Regions from separate parts of the Homo sapiens genome. Here regions 1 and 2 are each linked to region 3. The links are chromatin contacts, found by Hi-C or POLR2A ChIA-PET in ENCODE. All regions are on one chromosome and are shown on one strand. The core of a region is the stretch at or near the end of the contact, and the rest is flanking DNA. Distances in the headings are between cores, read along the strand shown. Region 1 has its middle 86 kb from the start of LINC02753. Region 2 overlaps ANO1 (anoctamin 1). Region 3 overlaps ANO1 (anoctamin 1).

Region 1 (2,934 bases), core at 104-2,603, 120 kb after region 3:
GTTGATCATTTTCACCATTTTTAAGTGTGCGGCTCAGTGGCATTAAGACCACTCACATTGTTATGCAATCCTCACAGCCATCAATCTCTACAGTTTTTTGTTTTTTTTTTGAGACAGTCTTACTCTGTCACCCAGGCTGGAGTGCAGTGGTATAATCTCAGCTCACTGCAAGCTCTGCCTCCTGGGTTCACGCCATTCTCCTGCCTCAGCCTCCCAAGTAGCTGGGACTACAGGCGCCCACCACCACGCCCGGCTAATTTTTTGTATTTTTTAGTAGAGACGGGGTTTCACCGTGTTAGCCAGGATGGTCTCGATCTGACCTCATGACCCACCCGCCTTGACCTCCCAAAGTGCTGGGATTACAGGTGTGAGCCACCATGCCTGGCCCCTACAACTTTTTTATCTTCCAAAACCTAAGCTCTGCACCCGTGGAATGCTCACTCCCATTCCCCACTTCCCTAACCCCAGCGCTGGCACCACCATTCTAGTTTCTGTCTCTGTGAATGTGGCTGCTCTAGGGACCTCAGATGAATTGGAACATGTGGTGTTTATCTTTTTGGGACTGGCCTCTTTCAGTGGGTGTAATGTCCTCAAGGTTCACCCATGTTGTAGCCTGTGACAAAATTTCCTCCCTTTTTAGGGCTTATCGAACTTTATTTTTAAAGAACCCAATATCACTACTGAAAGTGGAGAGGAAGAAGCACTGGCCATGAACGGAAGTTTCATAAAGCACCATAAAAATGAGCTAATGTTATTCAATTCCCTGGGATACCCTGGGGAGGCCCTGAACCACGGCACGGCACAGTTGGCCAGGGAGACGGGTGTGCTATGGAGGCATGATGGACCTCCTGGCACCAAGCTGAGACTTTCTCCATGACATCCCCGAAAGACAGAAAGAGAAGGGCAAGTGAACTACGTTCTCACCACGTGTTGCAATTCTCCTGTTGGCCAAGTTCTTGTGCCACTTCACGTTGGCTCCCTTTGCCCCTAAAAGTGTTTTGCAGGACACTCATGGCTGGGCTGCTGCATTTGGAGGAAAAGGAAGAATGAGGATTGCTTCTGTGTGTTACGCAGGCTTTGTGAGCTGACCCTGAGTCCCGCATACTTGATATCTTCCTTTTAAGATGTAGGGAGGAGTCCCCAGGCTCAGAGAGCCTGGGCAATGCCATACAGCTAGAATTAAATATCCACTTTATTATTTTTATCTCTGTTGTCTCATTCGTATGAAGTATGAATTATTGTCCCCATTTATAGCTCAGGAAACTGACGCAGAGAGGAAGAATGGCTTGCTCAAGTCCATGCAGCTGGTAAGCGGCAGAATTTGGATTAAAATCCGGGTCCAACTGATTCTAGAGATTTCTAGTCAACTCCAAAGCTCTTTCCAGAGCACCATGCCAACCTTCTGCTTATCTCTCTGGAATTTGGAATTGGCATGGGTGAACTCAATACACCAGTTGCAAAATGTTATTACCAGGAGCAAAAAGAAGGGTATGGAAATAATAGGAAAAAGCTCATCTTTAGTCCCTGTCATTCACTACGTTCAAAATCTGTCTCCGGACCCTTGGCCTCTCTTCAACCTTTGTTTGTTTGTAGGGCTGAGACAGGTGAAAGGCTCAAGGGAGGCCTCTCAGCATGGAATCTTGCAGGTATGACTAACATCTAGAGGCCTGTTTACCATTAGAGGTTGCCCGCATCGCTCGAGTTTTTGGAATTAAACTGACTCTAATTAATGGTGCAAATATTTACACTCAATATATGATCAAAGAAAACACAGCCTGGTTGTTTCAGCATAAATAGCACCAATGCCAAGACTCTTGGCAATAAGACAGAGTTGAGATTACGAACTCTAAATAGGCTTGTAAGTCATTATTTGAGGATGGTAGCTTCATATAGAAAGTGCTTTCTGTAATTGAACACACTTGAGGGGTTTTCTCCTCACATGGTTGCAGGAATAATTCAATTCGTCCTGAATAGAGAGATTAGGCTTCCATCTAGGAGTCCATGGGAGAATGACTCAAGAGAGGGGACACCTCACATGGAGATTAGTTTACAAATAGGACAATCAAGAAGGAGGCCTGGGCAGGGTGCGGTAGCTTACACGTGTAATCCCAGCACTTTGGGAGGCCAGGGTAGAAGGATTGCTTAAGGTCAGGATTTGGAGACCAGCCTGGGAAACATGGCAAGACCCTGCCTCTAAAAACAATGCAAAAATTAGCTGGGTGTGTTGGCGCACACCTGTAGTCCCAGCTACCTGGGAGGCTGAGCTAGGAGGATCACCTGAGCCCTGGAGGTCAAGGCTGTAGTGAGCCAAGATCGTGCCACTGCACTCCAGCCTGCACTACCGGGAGTGAGGCCTGTCTCAAGAAAACCAAAAACCAAAAAACAAGAAAAAACACAGAAGGTAGCCTGCAGGCACCCAGTCCATCCGCTTCTAGGGCTGGGCCCTCTCGGAGGTGCTCTGCCAACAAAAACACTTGCTGTTTTCGTCGGACCCGAGGTGGCAGCCTGGTGAAAAGGCCCACGGAGTGGCTCCAAATGCCACCCCCTTCCAGAAACCAGGACAGCACAGCTCAGAGTTACGTGGGTTCTTTGCACAGGGAGCAGCGTTTGTCCCCAGGGTCCCGGCCTCTGGTTTAATGTGGGTTTAGGGGATGCCAGTTCCCAGGGAAAGAAAACACCGGGCCAAGCTGCCCTGGGGACACCGGCCCCGCCTCTGCTCTCAGAAACCCTCCTCAAGTGTCCCTTTGGGAAGCTTTCCTTGACCCCCTCTCAGCCACAGTATGCAAATGACAGCCCCTCAAGAGAGGACCATTCACAAAACCCCGCTTTGGAGAGGGGAGATAATTCATTCCCAGACATCTGAAGGGAATCTGAGAAGGAGAAGCTAAACCCGACCTCAGATCACTCCAAAGTGCTCAGAGCAGCCACAGCCTC
Region 2 (2,883 bases), core at 337-2,836, 84 kb before region 3:
TGGTCCAGGAGGTTGCAAACTTTTAAAAGCAGTGGAGCCTTTGTTCCCAAAAGGTCTCACTGGAAACTCCAATAGGCCCCAAGAGTGCAGAGCCTACTTGGTTGAAGTCGGGGGGGTTCCCTAAGCTTGAACCTCCTGAACCTCAACCCAACGCCCATGCTCCACAGAACTTCAGAATGGGTTCCATGAAACACCCCTCCAGTCCATCCCCTCTTTGAGGGAATCTACCAAAGAAAAACCTCTGAGCACTTTATTAGCCAGGTGTGGTGGCTCGTGCCTGTAACCTCAGCACTGTAATCTCAGGCTGAGGAGTTAGAGATCAGTCTGGGCCACACAGTAAAACCCTGTCTCTGCAAAAAATACAAAAATTAGCCGGGCCTGGCAGTGCACGCCTGTATTCCCAGCTACTCGGGAGGCTGAGGTGGGAGGATCACCTGAGCCCGGGAGGTTGAGGTTGCAGTGAGCTTTGATCACGCCACTGCTCTTCAGCCTGGGCCACAAAGTGAGACCGTCTCTAAAAAAAGCAAACCAAACAACAACCAAAAAACACAGCAAAACAATACCCTGAACATTTTATCAAAGTAACTTAAGCAGTTTATCAAACATTTGCGAAAGAACGAAGCTAAGCATTCCGCTGGTGCAGGCAGAGGCGTGTCAGGCAGCCGGCCTGGCCCGCCCTGCCCTACCCGGGTCTGGGGCTGCTTTTCCTCCTCCAGGGTTGCTGCTTGGTCCTCACCTCCTTATCTTGAAGGAACTGCCCCTGGTTCTCATTACCAGCTTTAGATGTAGCTGACTGATCTCCTGCTTGGAGAGTCAAGCTCACTCACACCCCTCTCCCCAAGGTCCTGCCACTGACCTTGGCTCTTCGTGGATATGATTGGAGCCTCAGGAAGGAGGCTTGCCCCATTCATGACCACTGCCCGTGCTCCAGTTCTCCCCAGCCCCTTCCTCTTTTCACAGAGACCCAGAGATGCCCAGGGTCTGTGGGGGCAGGGTGAGGTCTCTGCCTAGGGCCTCCCTCCCTCCACAGCTCCCTGAATCTGGGGGATGCCACACATCAGCTGGAACATAGCTTGAATGGAGCTGACGTCCCCACCCTGCATTGGAAAAGCTTCCCAAAGCTGGACAGAAAATGCCCCCATGAGGGGCAGGATTTCCAGGGGCTCAGGGGCCGTTTGTGCCCCTGTTGGTCACTAAAACCTGAGGTCAGTCGGGGAGGCTAGGAGAAGGGCCACCTGGATTTGCAGGCACAGCCCTGGCCTGGACCCACATCCCTGGTGCTCGCCCACTCCGACTACCACCTTGCTGTGTGTCCCCTGGGCAATCACTTGACCTCTCTGGGCCTCAGTCTGGGCATTCCCTCACTTACTTATGTCACAAGCATTTATTGACCAACTACTATGTGCCAGACCCCACCCCAGGGATGGAGAATTCCGGGGTGGGGGGCGGTGCACAACAGATAGGGCCCTTGCCTACGGAGCTTGATTTCTGGAGGGAGCTGGATGGGAGTCTCCGAGGGCCTATTCAGCACTGAGCTGCCAACTCCTGAGATAGGATCAGGCTGGGCCACGGCTCTGGTGCCAGCTGCTGGGCCAGGCAGAAGTTGCACAACCTGCTTTCCCATGGGAACAAGCAGCCCTGTCCTCCCAGTGTCAGAAGCCACACGCACCAGCTCGTTCCTCTTTATTCTGTGCTCAAGGCTTTGCCTGCTAGCATCTGTCTCCTCTTCTTCAAGTCATAGCACCCCAGTTTTCCCTAGGACCCCCCCATTCTCTGTGACCTCACACCCTGGCACATGACCCAGGCCAAGCCAAGGAGAGCCCCCCTCCTCATGGCAATAGTGGTTGGTTCAAGAATGGACATCTGACCCAAGATGGGGCAGTAAGACTCAGTCCCTGGATTTTCACTGACTATTGGGAAACAGAAGGTCTTCCCACAGGGGCTGCAGAGCAGAAAGGATTGAAGCCAGGAGCTGCTAGGGATCCTTTTCATCAGCAAGAGAACAATGCAACACAGAGGAAATCAAAGTGGAGAGGCAGTGCCAGAGTGGAGCCTGATGGCAAACTGTAGCTCCTGGATCCAGCCATGCCTGAAGCTATCCTGGGCTTCTTAGTTACAGGAACTGGTAAATCACCTCTAATTTCCTCCCCTTAGGCATTTGTTTATTTCTTTATAGATAGGGTCTCACTCTGTTGCCCAGGCTGGAGTGCAGTGGTGCGATCATAGCTCACTGCAGCCTCAAATTCCTAGGCTCAATTGATCCTCCCACCTCAGCCTCCCGAGTAGCTAGAACTACAGGTGAGTGCCACAACGCCCGGCTATTTAAAAAATTTTTTGTAGAGATGAGGTCTCACTATGTGGCTCAGGCTGGTCTCTAACTCCTGAGCTCAAGTGATCCTCCTGCCTGGCCCTCCCAAAGTGCTGGGATGACGGGTGTGAGCCACTGCACCAGCCTTTTTTTTTTTCCTTCTTCTTCTTTTTAAGCAAGTTTGCGTTGTTTCATGACTTGCTCCTGATTTGAGCCCCGTCCAAACCCAGGCTCTCCCAGAAACCCAATAAACGTGGCTTTTCAAAGAGGGGAGCAGAGAGCAGTACCTGCAGATCTGCACCTCGTAGCCCAGGTCCAGGGGGTCATTGGGGGCCGTGCCGTTCTGGAAGTCACTGACGTTGAAGGAGGAGAGGGTGTGGTTGACGAAGCCGTGCATGGTCCCGTTCTTACTGTACATGTAGAGGTACACCAGGCGCGGGATGAAGTCAGACGTGAAGGAGATCACGAAGGCCTGTGCAGGGGACATGGCAGTGAGGGGGACCCCCAGCCTGGGCGCAGAAGGGCCGGCCGCAACAGGGGGTGACCCATCCACAGTTACACTGGACCCTGGCCAT
Region 3 (3,049 bases), core at 422-2,921:
GAGACGGGGTTTCACCATGTTGGCCAGGCTGGTCTGGAACTCCTGACCTCAGGCGATCTGCCTGCCTCGGCCTCCCAAAGTGTACTTGGGGATGAGTTTTAAGAAAACAAAATCTGAAGTGGGTCAAGTCAATGTACCCAGCGAGAGCCTCGGTGGAAGCCTGTGAACGCGACGGTCCCAGGGACCTGGGCAAAGCTTCCAGGTCCAGCAGAGAGAGTTAAAGGTGGGGCCCCAGCACCTCAGGTGACCACCGAGGAAGGGAGACCCTCCTTGACACCCCAGCTTCATCCCATGCTTCTTCCTGATCCGATAGAAAAGCAAATGGCAATGGGGTGAATCCTGTCTCATCGCTCCTTCTGAAGCCCACCGTGGTCGCTTATGCTGATGGTGAGGCCCCCGGCTGCGTCCACGAGGCCTGCCCTACGCCATCCTCTCCCCAGCACCACCGCTCAGGCCTCCTCTGTGCTGCCCTGCTGCCCACGGAAGGCTCAGAGCAGCCGCTTTGCACATATTTATGGAATGAACGAACGAAGGGCAATAATACAGTAATAGTAATAGTAATGTTGACAGAGGCTGACATCCACTCAATGTCAGTTCCGTGCCGGTCCCTGCTGCGTGCATTCCATGCATATCAACTCATTTTATCCTCACTGCAAGCCTGTGAGGCAGGTCCTGTCATCATCCTCATTTCACAGCTGGGGAAACTGAGGCCCTGAGGCGTGTGCCATGCTGGCCATTGCGGGATCCTCCTGCAGCTTCTGTAACACGTGACCCCAAAGTGGGTGTTCATTCTCCTTCAGCTCTGGAGGCCTGAAGTCCACAGTCAAAGTGTCTCCAGGGCCATGCTCCCTCCGAAGGCCCTAGGAGAGGATCCTTCCTGCCTCTCCCAGCTTCCGGGGGCTCCAGGCGTCCCCTGGCTGTGGCCACATCGCTCCAGCTGCTGGCTCCTTGATGGCATGGCCTCCTCTCCTCGCTGGGTCTCAAATTTCCCTCTGCCATTCTCTGCTATTGGATTTATGGCCCACCTTAAATCCAGGATGATCTCATCCAGAGATGTTTAACTTCATTCCCTCTGCGAAGACCCTTCTTCCAAACAAGGCCACGTTCGCAGGCTCCAGGAGCATGTGGATCGGGGGCCACCGCTCAGCCTCTGCTCCCACCCTGAAGCTGCAGGTTGCGGTCCTGCAGGGCTTTGTGCAGGGGCCTGTCCCAGTGGTTAGGGGAGCTTTGCAGGAGCACGGACCCAGGAGCGGGGGCCTGAAGCTGCTTCAGGGAGACAGCAGGACTAGGCTGCCCCAGGCACGGTGACTGGAGAATGTGCGGCGTGGGGACCCTTGTAGGGGAGCCCAGGGCTGAAGGACATAAGGTGTGGGTTTGGGCTCCCTCTGAGAACTGATGATCTCAGCGTGAACTGGAGGAGGCAGTGCCAGGGGCTCCGGCAAGATGAGCCCAGATCCTTCTGTGGCCCTCGAGGGGCAGATTGAGTGGGCACTGTGCTTAGAGGCCTGGGACGGCGTGGCCTGGGCTGGAATCCTGCCCTGCCCCTGTGTGGTTTCCACAGAGTGACTTAATCTCTCTGAGCCTACATTTCCTCATCGCAAACTGGGTATCACAAGGCCTGTTTCCCAGCAGGGGAGCCTCTGGTGCTCTTGGCAGCCCTGGTCCAGCTGAGCCCCTGCCTGTGCAAGCACAGACTCCTTCGGCCAAGAAGCTTGAAGCCACCTCCTCAGTGCTGGGGAGCCACGGAGGGCACTGAGGCTGGAGAGGTGGAGGTCTTCCATCCTGGTGACCCACAGGAACAGCACTGACTTCATGGGGCACCTCTGAGTCAGGAGAAAAGACAGCCCACGTGTGGGAGAGCCTGTCTTTTCTTGTTGCAGACACAGATTTATTTCTGGGCTCTGCTCACTCACATGCAAAGACCCAAAATATATTCCTCTGAGTCCATGAGGATTTCTGCACGGTGGTCAAGGAGCCGGTGGCTGCTGCTGGCCTCCCTGGGAAAACATGCACCCCCGTTTACATGAGCAACAGGGTCTCTCCCAGGGAAACATCTGGTGAGATTCGGGAAAGGGGTCATGAGACCAGTTCGGCAAAAACACATGTGGGATGTTTTAAAGCATGGTGCCCGGGCTGACCACAGCCTGTCCCCAGCAGGAAGACACTGGGAGTGACAGCCGTGTCCCCTTCGCCCCCAGCCAGCGCCCTGAGGAGTGCATTCTGCCCCGACTCTTGGCCCTCAAGCTGGGGTCTTTGAGGTTCATGAACCTACTTTGTCGAGAGCCACGGCCGTGGGGGTGGTGAGGCCCCATCTGGCCAGACCATGGGGCTCTGCAAGGGGACAGAGTCAGCCCCCCAGACAGCCCCCAACCAGAGGGGGCAGAAGATGCTGACCTTAGTGCAGTGACTAACTATGCCGGCGGAAACCTCCCTCTGAACCCAGCCCAGAAGAACTCTGACCTTCCTGGAATTGCTTCTGACATTTTCGTTTCAGAAGAAAGAAGAAAATCACAAACAGAAAGGAGAAGTGAGTCCCCATGGTGGATACACAGTGGGCAGGGATGCTGAGGGTCCCCGCTACAGCCCCCGTGGCCCGAGGGCCTAGACCCTCAGTCCACGCGGTGGCCCTGTGTGCTTCTATCATCCAGTCTTGGCCACGGATGGGACTCCCTGCAGCTGGAGCGTGGGCTCGAAATTGCTAGAAGATTTGAAGGTTTGCACCCCTAAAGATCAGACCTGGGTGGTTTTCGGGTTGCCCTTGGCTTCCTAGGGGGTGAGCTTCTTTCCTCACCTACCCTGGTCCTCACAGGCCGCTTCATACCCTGGAGGGCATTGTTCACTATGGATGTCTGGCCCTCAATCATGGCGTCGGGGTGCTGGAGGGCTGAAGCCTGAAGGTCAGAGTGCTACTGAGAGGGGCCTCCCCAGACAGCACCTCCCGTGTCAGGCAGGAACCATGGGGTGTGTGTGCCGTGCACAGCAGGCCAGGCACCTCCCATATCGGGCAGGAACCATGGGTGTGTGCTGTGCACAGCAGTCCAGGCCACTG

Evidence for each region. A loop is a pair of places that touch in the nucleus more often than their neighbours do. ChIA-PET counts read pairs that join two places held with the same protein, here RNA polymerase II (POLR2A). Pooled maps may share reads with other maps.
Region 1: a loop to region 3 is called in a map of aorta, with 2.1 times the contacts of the local background. The contact joins two enhancer-like sites. A Hi-C loop is called at or near these places in 1 of 168 maps with a recorded cell type or tissue (aorta) and 1 of 50 pooled maps. POLR2A ChIA-PET finds 5 or more read pairs at or near these places in 1 of 52 experiments (A549).
Region 2: a loop to region 3 is called in a map of DLD1, with 14 times the contacts of the local background. The contact joins two enhancer-like sites. A Hi-C loop is called at or near these places in 8 of 168 maps with a recorded cell type or tissue (DLD1, G401, K562 and 5 more) and 1 of 50 pooled maps. POLR2A ChIA-PET finds 5 or more read pairs at or near these places in 1 of 52 experiments (activated T-cell).

The regions. Positions count from the first base shown.
Region 1 is chr11:69,977,795-69,980,728 of GRCh38, reverse strand. It overlaps a transcript of ANO1 not described here. Among named protein-coding and RNA genes, the nearest start is that of LINC02753, 86 kb to the left of the region's middle. RefSeq lists an enhancer at 2,799-2,934. Within about 2 kb of position 1,353, at least 2 of the 41 ENCODE cell types and tissues checked have a DNase peak (open chromatin) inside an H3K27ac peak, as active enhancers do.
Region 2 is chr11:70,182,399-70,185,281 of GRCh38, reverse strand. It overlaps ANO1 (anoctamin 1), which reads right to left. Exons shown (of 26, transcript NM_018043.7): 24 at 2,596-2,780. Among named protein-coding and RNA genes, the nearest start is that of FADD, 19 kb to the left of the region's middle. Within about 2 kb of position 1,586, at least 4 of the 41 ENCODE cell types and tissues checked have a DNase peak (open chromatin) inside an H3K27ac peak, as active enhancers do.
Region 3 is chr11:70,098,341-70,101,389 of GRCh38, reverse strand. The region is part of intron 2 of ANO1 (anoctamin 1); the gene reads right to left. Among named protein-coding and RNA genes, the nearest start is that of ANO1, 22 kb to the right of the region's middle. RefSeq lists an enhancer at 1,384-2,143. Within about 2 kb of position 1,671, at least 3 of the 41 ENCODE cell types and tissues checked have a DNase peak (open chromatin) inside an H3K27ac peak, as active enhancers do.